Linked DNA regions of Homo sapiens: regions 2 and 3 are each linked to region 1. A link is an interaction called in ENCODE POLR2A ChIA-PET data of the cell type or tissue named here. Cell type or tissue: GM12878. All regions are shown on one strand.

Region 1 (4,000 bases):
GAAAAGGAAAACCATGGTAACCAGATGTAGGGTATGATTATTTGCCTCTGACCTGGCAAAGTGTTGGGTTTAACAAAAGAAGCTTAATAGAAATGTTCAAATTGACCCTTCTCATCACTTGAGCTGCTTAAAGCTCAATCAATCTCTCATTATTATCAGAGTTATTTGAGCAAAGGCAGCAGTGATAGTATTTTTCATAATCACTCCTTGAGCCAAATGTAATTTGCAATTTGTAGTATTGTATTATGAAACAATAATGCATTAAAATGAACAGCACAAGAATTAGGAATATAGTCATAAAGAAAGGATCCACAGAAGTAGTTGTGTGAAAGACACTCTCCAAATCATTTTAAGTGGACATGACCGATTTCAATGCCAAATTAAGCATTTAGAAAAATCAGAATTCTGTGCTTTTACTATATTTAAAGTATATATATAGTATGTTTGTATATATTTTATAATAACGTCAATTTAGTTGGGAGAAACAGAAATATAATGTGATTATTATTTGCATTTGGGTATTTGGGGTTATGGGGTTAGTGTGGTTTGATTACCTGGGTAGGTATAATTTGAAAAAAATAAAGTGCATCAAGCCAAGGTATATCTTTTGCAAAGAGGGAATATTTTGCCGCAGAAATTATGTCTTCTTGTCTATCAGCTAGTTGATGTCCAAAAAGCTTCAGCATCATAATTAAGATATGCTTTCACTCATCTTCTTTCATTTTACTAGAATGGCTGTAAGTATAGATTATATGTATTATTTCAGTGATTTGTGTATTTATCTTGTGTTTTGAAGGATTACTGTGTTTGCTTTTATTTCTCTTAAATCTTTATATTTGAGTCCCACAGTTTTTTGTTTATTTGTTTGATTTTTAGATCTGTGGAGTTTGTGGTGATTCTTGTAAAGTCAAAATTGATTTTGTGCTCGGTTCCCTTTGTCCCCCCTATTTCCAATTCCTCATCTATTGCTTTAATATTTCCTTGTTCCATATGGTTCTAGGACTTCTGAAGTGTCAGGTTACGAGGCATATCAGTGCATCCTTGATTAGCTAACACAGGCTATGCTGGAGTAGGAGTGCACTTATAAGGACATTTAATGGGAGTCCTGAAAGGGATATGTTATTCATTAAGGTTGCATTGCACATTTAAAGATTGTTCTAGCTTGGTTAAGTAGAAGGTGCTTTTTCTTTAAAAAAAAAAATAATAATAATAAAGTTACCTCTTTTTCCCAAGATGCCAAGCAATACAAATTTATTTTATTTAAATCTAATCAGATTGGCACTGATGAAAAGTACACAATCAAATAATTATTCTCAAGTTTGTGAATTTCCTTTTAAAGAGAACCTCTGCCAAACTCCACCAACTTAAAACAGCATCCTGTCTTACAAAAGCGCTATCAAGTTGTCACGTACCCTTTCTAAGGCTCCTCTCTCATCATTGTTGATTACCAAGATGCTTTTTTGCCTAAATAGGAGCTTTCTGCTTTTCATAATCAACCTCCTCTTCGCTGATTCATCCAGCATTGCCACAATCTACTGCTGAGCAAATCAGTACTCTTTCATGGTAGCGATTTCTTAAAATGACACTAAAATATGTAAGATCCTGTACAGGAAGGACATATTAGAAGTGACTTATTTTCTTTTCCTTTTTCCCATTTGTAAAATGGAGGCTGAGGTACAAAAAATGTGGCCAGAATCCATGAGCATGTCATTACAAATGATAACTGCATGCAGTGAATTCCTTGTTATTTTACCCTCTGAATGGGTTTGGGCAGTTTGACGTGCTTCTGCTGTTGCCTGACAGTATTTGCATATGTCAGCACAGATGATTTTGACATTTGGAGTGTCACTGCATTTAGAAAGGTTGGCAGGATCCTGTGAATGGGTATGTGGGCAGTTTTTCTGATCTTTTGCAATGATTAGGAGCAGTTCCTGACCTTGCCTTCAAATCCCTGGCCTTCCGAGATAAGTTCTATTCAGGAACAATGTCCTTTGGACCTAATTTCCACCGGCAATGCAAGATTTACTCATTGATTGATGGTGGAGAGGGTAGCCTCGCTCTGTTGCCCAAGCTGGTCTCGAATCCCTGGCTTCAAGTGATCCTCCTGCCTTGGCCTCGCAAAGTGTTGGGATTACAGGCATGAGCCAGTGCACCCAGTTCTATCTCATGTATTTAAACATAGATTTATTAACCAGCTACTTTCAGTATGAGAGCACAGAGTCACTGTCTTTGGTTCCTAAAGCTTATGAGGTGTCTGGCTGTGGTAAAAAGTGTCTTGGGTATGAATTCTAGCTTTGCTACTCACTCACTATATGACCTAACAAATCCTTCAAGCCCCTGTGCTTACTGAGGTTTCCCCTAAGCATGAGGATGATAACACCTGTCTTGCATGCTGGTTGTGGGAATCAATGAGATAAAAGCACATAATAAGAATTCAATAAATTCTAGCTAAGTGTAATTAAATAATCAAAAGAACATTCAACAAGTGCATAATTATGTCTCACTTAGGAATTACACAAAGTGAACTTCATAGGTCTTGGAATTTCATTTTCTCTTAGGCATATCCAAGTTCAGACCAATTAAGACCTTTTAAACTAGCTACAAGCTGAACTGAACCCTTGTCCTAGCTTGCAGTGGGATTTTTAATCTTTGATTTTCAGAAACATGTGGACATACATCTTCAGTGCATATGGACAAGAGTGTAGTAGGACAATCTACAAAGATATATGGCTAGATTTTTTTTCCTTTGAATAAAATCTATAGCAATTACCTATTAGGACTTTAAGCAAAAGTAAGTTTGTTATTGTGTTAGAGACCAGGGTAATTGGTTGAGGGAAGTTAGTTCTGCACCAAGAATGTGGAAAAAGCACAAGAATCAATTAAAAGTTTCCCAGAGAAACTTGGATCAAAAACCATTTAGGTGATGTATGACTCAGAGGAATAGAGGAATGATATGAAAAGTTCATGGGTTTGTTTTGATTTGAGTGAATAATGTGCTCTGGACTATGCAGAGAACTGGATTGAGACACAGGAATGACACAGGACAGGGTATGTGCTTTTGCTGTACAGGATCTTGAGGCCAGCTCATTGGGCAGCTGGTATCTCTCAAGGATCTTTAGGACAAATGACAGCATTACCACAGCTGGCCATGGTCAAAGACAGGTTATGCAATGGCTGTACAAACACATGGTCTTCAAAAACATCAGGAAAGTTCCAGAAAGAAAAAATGAATTCCTGAAGAAAGGGACAGAATGGATCATGTGATAGTGCAAATATGTAGAAATGAGGGTCAGACACAAGGCAGAATACTGAACTAGTGACTATATTGACCACGCCAGGGCAGGAGTTGGGCATTTGCAGAGGATATGTGGCTTCTGGTAGCTGACATTGAACTCATATTTGATTCATTTTAAATTCTCTTCCCCAGCCAAGCAGTATCACATAACCTACAAATTTCTTTGGGTAAATAGACATGCGGTGTAGCAAAGACTTCTTAGACATGAAGACCTAGGTAATTAGCAGTGAGAAATAACAGATTTCTAGGTGACATTTCAGTGGGGTGTTTTGAAGAAAAACTTATTTTAAAGACTATTGCTAAACCTTACAAGATAATTGGTTCCGGATATTCTGTTCATCTATTTTTAAATATGGCAGCAGATTTTTAAGACTTTTTTAAAAACACTGTATCATGTTTCAAAGTATGGTATTAGGAAAAACACATTCATTACAAAATTAATTGTATTTTTATTTATCGCAGGATGCTATGCATTATTATTCCGTGTAATTTTTTTCTAAAGACCTCTAATTTTGGTAGCAGCAGAAATATTACTATTTAAATAGTAAAATATTTCAATAGTATTCATACTGCAGAGAGAATTATGTTGCTTTGCTGAAAACCCAAATGATGGTTTTAATAGCAAGGAAACTTGCCAGTAGTTACTTTTCAATGACACTTATTTCATTATAAAAACAGTAGAATTTGTTGTCATCCTTTGTTGTC
Region 2 (4,000 bases), 53 kb before region 1:
CCCCAGTGGGTAATGAGGTTATTAGCACTTGCTTTGCAGCAGTTCAGCTTTCTACTAACAGATCCAGTTCATAAATTCTTGCTTTGCCACAGGAGTGGTTGGATTTACTGAGCTGCTCATCTTGCGATTAGCTTGTGAGAGTTTTCAAATTTAAAACACAAGAAGCCATTTTGATTAAAATAACACCTGACATAAAACACTTTTATTACTGGTATATTTTGCAAGGCTCTCATTTAAAGTAAAACCCTAAATTTAACTCCATTTTGAGTACATTTAATGCAGATTTAATACAATTCAAGTTTCCATTATGGAGCCTCATTGAAACAGTAATTTATTCATCAGTGGGTGTTTATGGAAAGCATGCTATTGGCAAGACATTGTGTATATACTGTTGCTGTAGATACAAAGATGAGTAAGAAGCAATCTCTGCCTTCAAAGAACTTTCTACTGGGCATGATCAAAAACATACATAAACATGTCTAGTAGAATTGTCTGTTTTTCTTCCTCTAATCTCTCTAGCTTTCTAGTTTAGAAAAATTGCTGAATATGTAATTTCTTATCTTGTTACATGTGGAACTTAGACAAGCCAGCTTTCTGGTGTTACTTTGTCAACATTTTTCTTTTTACATGCTTGGCGTAAGTGAATGTCAGGGAAGAGTGCCACACCTGTTGGGTTGAACACCTGTCAGGTGAAAGGCTTTGTACATAGTTTATCACTTTCAAATCTTTGCTTATTACTTACCACTCTCTTCACTGCTGTTGGATTTTCTGTACTTTCTTGGCTTTGGTATAAATCTTTATCTTTGTTAAATTATTTTTTTGTTGATGAAATTTCAGTCCCCTTGAGAGAGAGAGAGTGTGCATGTGTCCCTAGATATTTGTGCACACAAAGTGATATGCTGTAATTTCCCCTTTATTATAGGAACATAGGACTTGCCATACTGAATCAGACCATTGGTCCACCAGTTCCTGTAACCTGCGTCCTGCCTCCAATCCCTGATGCTTCAGAGGAAGGCGAAAAACTAAAACTAAAACTCAAACCAAAAAAATCCCTAAATTCAGCTAGTGACCTTTTGAAATGCTGTATATATGAGTTGAAGAGTCATTCATTTTCTTCCTAGTCTGTTGCCCCGATTTTGTTAGCTACAGCTTCATTAGTCCTCTTCGGTTTGCATTATAGTTGACATTGTTTCCTCTTCCTTCTGCTAGATATGTACTGAACTCTTAAAACTCCAGATGCTTCCCCAGGGCAGTAACTTCTCTCCCAGTTCTGTGTTTTGTGATGTGTATGCCCTTTTACCACTTTGGGCTGGGGGTGACAAATGCGTTACTATTTAAGGGTAGGCTAAATTGATGTTTTTATGATTTGGATATTTTCTTAAGATAATTTTTACAATTTGTAACGGAAACTAGGGATTCTAAATAGTTTTACCCTGACAAGTATATATGCATATTTTGATTCATCTTGTGTTTTGCAAATTTGAAAATTCCTCACTTTTTGTCAGTCCTTATTCTAGTATCTTTGGCCGTAAGAATCAAATGCAATTTGTGAAATTAGTTACCACTTAAAGTTAGAAATCCTGTTCAAGACGTTACCTTGCAAGAGAATGCCCAAACAAGGCATTAGGAGAGGTATGGGGCAAAAAAATTAGGAAACTTGACAAATCACACCGTTTCTGAACCAAAATTCGGATTTATGTTTTTCTGAGTCATGAATTCCATAGTTCCAAAGACATTAGGACTTTGGATTTCCATTCGCCTAAACCAATAACAACAGTGTTTATTGATTTGCACAGTATCTAGGCGCATAGATATTCCTCAGACTGTTTGGTTAATGATTGTCTTCTATATGTTTGGAATCACTCCTTTGTAGACATTAGTGGAGGTTGAGGTATTTACTTCATGATCTGCTATGATACAAAAGGAACTTTGTATTGAAATTCTGGCTGATTACCTTAGGGAGTTATTAATTTTATGTTAACAGGTTGAATTTTCATATGGAGTAATCCCCTATGTAGGACTCTAGGCTAAACGGAGCTTTGAGGCTTTGTGATGCATTCCTATGTGAACACATCCCTGGCGAAAGGCTTTTAAAAGATACACCCCAAAAGGAAGAGCCTTTAGAGTTGAAAGGATGTCAGATGTCATCAGTCACACTTTCCCATTTAACAGATGAGGAACTAAGTCCTGATATCCCATGATGTTTTTTGTTTTACTTTGTTTTTGGCTATTTCCTTTTTCTAAAAATAGCCCTCTCTGGGGAATGCTGAGATCTTCATTCTTTATTAGTATCAATTTATAATTATCTACATCTGTAAGCAGTTATTCGAAAGTCTCCAGATCTTATTCTATCCTGGCACCCATGGTGACTAAAAAAATCAAAGACGTTAAATCTTTGAAAGCAGCCTTCAAACCACATACTCCAGCCAACTTACCTTATATGTCGGGGAGTTATGGAGCAAATACATTAATTAACTTGACAGAAGTTGCACACTTTCTGTACTTCTGAACCAAAATTTGGATGCATGTTTTTCTTTATCATGAGTCACACCTGATTAGGATTTCCTTAGCTTTTGTTGGGGTCAGACAGGATTGTGACCAAAGGCAAGATTTCTCTGTCATCTCTTTTGACAGAATTTCCACAATCATGGATTTTGTAATAGTCCTGGACATTCATCAGAAAGTAACCTGTAGTGGGGCTGCCTACATAGGATTCTTCCTTTGAAAAGCCTTAAACATTTTTCTAATGGTTGGTCTCTCTTAACTAACAATAAAAAACAGCAACAATGCAGCTGGGCACAGTGGCTTATGCCTGTAATCCCAGCACTTTGGGAGGCCCAGGCAGGTGGATCAACTGAGGTCAGGAGTTTAAGACCAGCCTGGCCAACATGTGAAACCCTGTCTCTACGAAAAATACAAAAATTAGCCGGATGTTGTGTTGCACACCCGTAGTCCCACCTACTGGGGAGGCTGAGGCAGGAGAATTGCTTAAACCCAGGAGGCAGAGCTTGCATTGAGCTGAAATCGTACCACAGCACTCCAGCCTGGGCAACAGAGTGAGACTCCATATCCAAAAAAAAAAAAAAAAAAACAAAAACAAACAAACAAACAAAAAAACCAGCAACAGGGATAGTCAGCATAACTAATTTAACCAGCACATCCATTTCGTAAAAGACATCACACATTGTCATTTGTAAGCCTGGGACTTTAACTATTTCTCAACTTTTTTAGCTGAATAATTTTTCTTTTTAAAACAAAACTGAAATCTGTTGTATCCATTTTAGAATTTATCTCAGTAGTTTGTATATTCATATATATGTGGTGAGTTTAAGAAGACGTATTTAGAACATTTTTATCTTGTTAGCAATTTGACATAGAAAAATGAAACATTAATGTTTTTATTGTGAGTCATGTCACTGGCACAGTTTTCCTCTAGTATCATGTGTGGTGTTACCTTCTATGTAAATTTGCCAATGAATAAATGTTTAGTAAACAAACATTTTGTATTTCATTGTTTCACTCCTCTACAAGATACTGACTAGTTTACTTAGTTTGTAGGTCACTAGTTAACTAGTTGAAGATAGAGGAAAGTTTACCTATCAGAAATAAATTGAAGCCTTCTCAAGTCATAGAAGGTTTCACATTTATGATGTACCAACTACTAGCAAACATAATTAAGGGATCATTGTATTGTCTAGGTGCAGCTTAGTAGAATATGTAAAGTTTTTTAGCTGTCCATTACCCTGGTATAATCTTGGAGCCATAACCCAAAACTATATTCCTGGCAAGCATGTTAAGAAGTGGAAAATATGGGTTTTCAAATCTTGTGGAAATACTAGCCTTTCAAATCATGGGTGAGAAAAAAATGCTAAATTATTTTCTTACTATGAGGAAGATTTCTTGCCATTTATCTATGTATACAATATTGTATCACAACAGTTAAGGTATAATATTTCTACTCAGAACAACAGATTACAAAAAAAATCATATGCCCCTTTCA
Region 3 (4,000 bases), 100 kb before region 1:
CTTTTGGAGGCTGAAGTGGAAGGATCACTTGAAGCCAGGAGTTCAAGTCCAGTCTTGGCAACATGGCAAAACCTTGTCTCTGCAAAAAATACAAAAGTTAGCCGAGTGTGCTGGCATACACCTATGGTCCCAGCCACTTGGGAGGCTGAGGTGGGAGGATCACTTGAATCTGGGAGTGTGGGGCTGCAGTGAGCCATGATCATGCCACTGTACTCCAGCTTGGCATGGCAGAGTGAGAACCTGTCTTAAACAAAAACAAAATAAGGCCGGGCATGGTGGCTCATGCCTGTAATCCCAGACCTTTGGGAGGCCAAGGTGGGCAGATCACCTGAGGTCAGGAGTGCGAGACCAGCGTGGCCAACATGGTGAAACCCTATGTATACTAAAAATACAAACATTAGCCAGGTGTGGTGATGGGTACCTGTAGTCCCACCTACTCTGGAGGCTGAGGCATAGGCCAGGCGCGGTGGCTCACACCTTAATCCTAGCACTTTGGGAGGCTGAGGCGGGCGGATCATGAAGTCAAGAGATCGAGTCCATCCTGGCCAACATGGTGAAGCCCCATCTCTACTAAAAATACAAAAATTAGCTGGGCGTGGTGATGTGCGCCTGTAATCCCAGCCACTCAGAAGGCTGAGGCAGGAGAATTGCTTGAACCCAGGAGGTGGAGGTTGCAGTGAGCTGAGATCGCGCCACTGCACTCTAGCCCAGGTGACAGAGCAAGACTCTGTCTCAAAAAAAAAAAAAAAAAAATTACTACTATTCTTACTTGGGCTTCATAATCTAACTTAAAGTAGATACTCTAAATCTTTTCCCCTATGGAAAACAATTATGGCTAAAACATTTTAAATTAATTAATTAAGTAGAAACTGGGTCTTGCTTTGTTGCCTAGGCTGGTCTCAAACTCTTGGCCTCAAGTGATCCTGCTACCCTGGCCTCCCATAGTGCTGGGATTACAGGTGTGAGCGGCTGTACCTGGCCTAAAGTTTTCTTCTCTGGATCTTTTTTTTTTTTCCTTTTGAGATAGCTTCTCACTCTGTTGCCCGGGCTGGAGAGTAGTGGCTCACTGCAGCTTCAACCTGCCGGGCTTAGGTGATTTTTCCACCTCAGCCTCCCAAGCAGCTGGGACTACAGGCAAGTGCCTCCATGCCCGGCTAATTTTTTATATTTTTTGTGGACATGAGGTTTCCCAATGTTGCCCAGTCTCGTCTCAAACTCTTGGGCTCAAGTGATCTGCCAGCTTTGTCCTCCCAAAGTGCATGGATTACGGGCATGAGCCACCTTGCCTGGCCTGGATCTTTTCTATAATGGACATTTCTCACTTATTTACATCTACCTTTATTCTTAAGTCTGTGGCACTTAAATTTGTTTCACATTACTTTTCCTTGTGAAAATAGTAATTGTATGTTGGTGTTTATATACACTTTTTTTTTTTTTTTAAGATCTAGTATCTACTAGTTAGCATTTTTGGTGCCTTTGATATCTCAGATCAAAGATTCACAAACTTTCTGTAAAGGGTCAGATAATCAGTATTTTAGGCATCATGGCCCAGAAAATCTGCCATTGTAGCATGAAAGCAACCATTGACAAGATATAAACAAAGCTTCATTTACAAAAACATATTGCTGGCTGAATTGACTCATAGGCTGCAGTTGTCAGCCCTTGCCCTAGGGAACCAAACAAATAAAAATGGCTGCCATGATGGTTTTACATTCTAGTATTTTTCATGTCTAAAACTTCTTCACCTCTGTTTTCTATTCATATCTTTGGGGGACAAGAGTGTACAGGATTTTGATTTCCACTTACTGTTTGATAAGAAAGCCTCTTTTGTTGTAACTACATATTAATTCCCAGCAGTGCATGTCCTTGATTCTCAGGAAGAAGGGAAGTTGAAAAAAACCATATAAGCCCATTTACCATACTCTCATTAGTAGTATGTACTCACAGAACAATCCTTCTTAACATCTACTTGTCAATCATAAGACTTAAGGAAAAATCTAAAGTTTCACAGTTAGAAAATCAGGCCCTGTGAAGATGGTGGTGAGGGAAATGAAGGGACTCTGGGTGTGGGTCTGGCTTTCTGCTACTGACTCATGTTGGCAGATATCTTATTTATTAATTTATTCTCAACTTACTTTTTACAGATTTGCCATCATTTGATTTGTCTGATTAACTTTGATTTTTATCCCAAATAATTTTTTTCATCTGTTTATCTTCAATACAATATTCAGAATATCAGGTGAAGTGTCAACATCCTTTGGAAAAAGCTTCTTCAATTTCTGTGTTAAAGTTTATTTTTATGACTTTTCCCCTCTTTATTTATTTGCTTAGTTACATTATTGTCCATAAATTCCATCATGAAGCTGAAAAATGAAATCACATCTCTAAGAGAATATTTTTTATTTTTAAAATTGATTTATTCTTTTTTTTACTTTCTTTCTTTCTTTATATTTTTTGAGACAGGGTCTCACTCTGTCACCCAGGCTGGAGTACGGTGGCAGGATCTCCAGGCTCAAGTGATCCTCCCACCTCAGCCTCCCTAGTAGCTGCGACCACAGGCACACACCACTATGCCTGGCTAATTTTTTGTATTTTTGGTAAAGGTGGGGTCTCCCCATGTTGCCTAGGCTGATCTGGAACTCCTGAGCTCAAGTGATCCACCCACCTCGGCCTCCCGAAGTGCTGGGATTACAGGTGTGAGCCATCACTTCTGGCCACTAGGAGAATATTTTTAATGTTTTGCGTTTTTGAGTTGAAATAAAAGTGACCCTGTTGGAAAATATGTATTTCATAAGTATTATTATTTGCATTCTATTTAAACCTGAATATAGATTAATTAGAAGGTGGTTAAAATAATCTATATGCAGATTGTATTTTGTAATTAATCTATATTCAGAAAATCACTGAAATATAAAAGTTTGTTTTTTACATCCTGCATTCATGTCTTGAATAATTTCCCCCTCAAATATAAACTGATGTTTCTCTGTCTACAAGACTAGTAGTCAAACATCTTTGGATGGTCTTGAGACATACCATACTCATCCATTTAATTCAGCAGAATCTGAGCTTCACTCTCCCCTCAACTAAGATTTACATGATTATAATTATATTGTTTGTCATTTTTATCCCTTCCTGTCTGAACAAAAACTGTATGGAATCAACACCACCGAGCTCTGTGGGAAAAAAGAAAAACCTTCTCCCTTCGCTCTGCTGGAAGCTGGAGGGCGCTAGGCCCCTGTGCAGTAGTGCATAGAATTCTAGCTTTTTTCCTCCTTTCTCTGTATATTGGGCTCAGAGAGTACACTGTGTCTCTATGTGAATATGGACAGTTAGCATTTACCAACATGTATCTGTCTACTTTCTCTTGTTTAAAAGAAGAAAAAAAAAACTAAAAAAAAAATGAGGTTATAGAAGGTCAGCAAAGGGTGGGTTTGAGATGTTTGGGTGGGTTAAGTGGGCATTTTGACAACATGGCTTCTCCTTTGGCATGTTTAATTGTGATATTTGACAGACATCCTTGCAGTTTAAGATGACACTTTTAAAATAAATTCTGTCCTAATGATGACTTGAGCCCTGCCACTCAATGGGGGAGTCAGCAGAACCTGTAGGATCTTATTTGGAATTGACATTCTCTATTGTAATTTTGTTCCTGTATATTTTTAAATTTTCTTTTTGTTTCGCTGGAAAGGAAAGATGATGCTCAGTTTTAAACGTTAAAAGTGTACAAGTTGCTTTGTTACAATAAAACTAAATGTGTACACACACAAAAAAAACTATATTGTTTGTTATACCCTTTTGTTCATCTAAGATATTCTTTATCATTTTTTGCTCTATTATGTATTGAAAACGCAATTTATTTTCCCCAGATTTGGAGTTGGGAATTTTGTATTACCTCTCTGTGTCAGTCAGTGACTGACTTGACCTTATGTTGTCCTCGTTTTATTGGCACGGGGATTGTCAGGACTGGGGAAGGATACCTTGCTCAGTATTTTTTACGTAG

Evidence for each region. ChIA-PET counts read pairs that join two places held together with the same protein. Peaks named below come from ENCODE experiments on the same cell type or tissue, not always from the same donor. Only the 100,000 strongest peaks of a DNase experiment are listed, where the experiment ranks them.
Region 2: POLR2A ChIA-PET joins it to region 1 with 5 read pairs; 2 of 35 experiments call an interaction of 5 or more read pairs at or near these places.
Region 3: POLR2A ChIA-PET joins it to region 1 with 8 read pairs; 3 of 35 experiments call an interaction of 5 or more read pairs at or near these places.

The regions. Positions count from the first base shown.
Region 1 is chr10:34,289,924-34,293,923 of GRCh38, reverse strand. All of the region lies in intron 20 of PARD3 (par-3 family cell polarity regulator), which reads left to right. Among named protein-coding and RNA genes, the nearest start is that of LINC02629, 390 kb to the right of the region's middle. In GM12878, no CTCF peak of the experiment used is centred here; a DNase peak (open chromatin) is centred at 2,293.
Region 2 is chr10:34,343,372-34,347,371 of GRCh38, reverse strand. The region is part of intron 15 of PARD3 (par-3 family cell polarity regulator); the gene reads left to right. Among named protein-coding and RNA genes, the nearest start is that of LINC02629, 440 kb to the right of the region's middle. In GM12878, no CTCF peak of the experiment used is centred here; no DNase peak of the experiment used is centred here.
Region 3 is chr10:34,390,590-34,394,589 of GRCh38, reverse strand. All of the region lies in intron 7 of PARD3 (par-3 family cell polarity regulator), which reads left to right. Among named protein-coding and RNA genes, the nearest start is that of PARD3, 420 kb to the left of the region's middle. In GM12878, no CTCF peak of the experiment used is centred here; no DNase peak of the experiment used is centred here.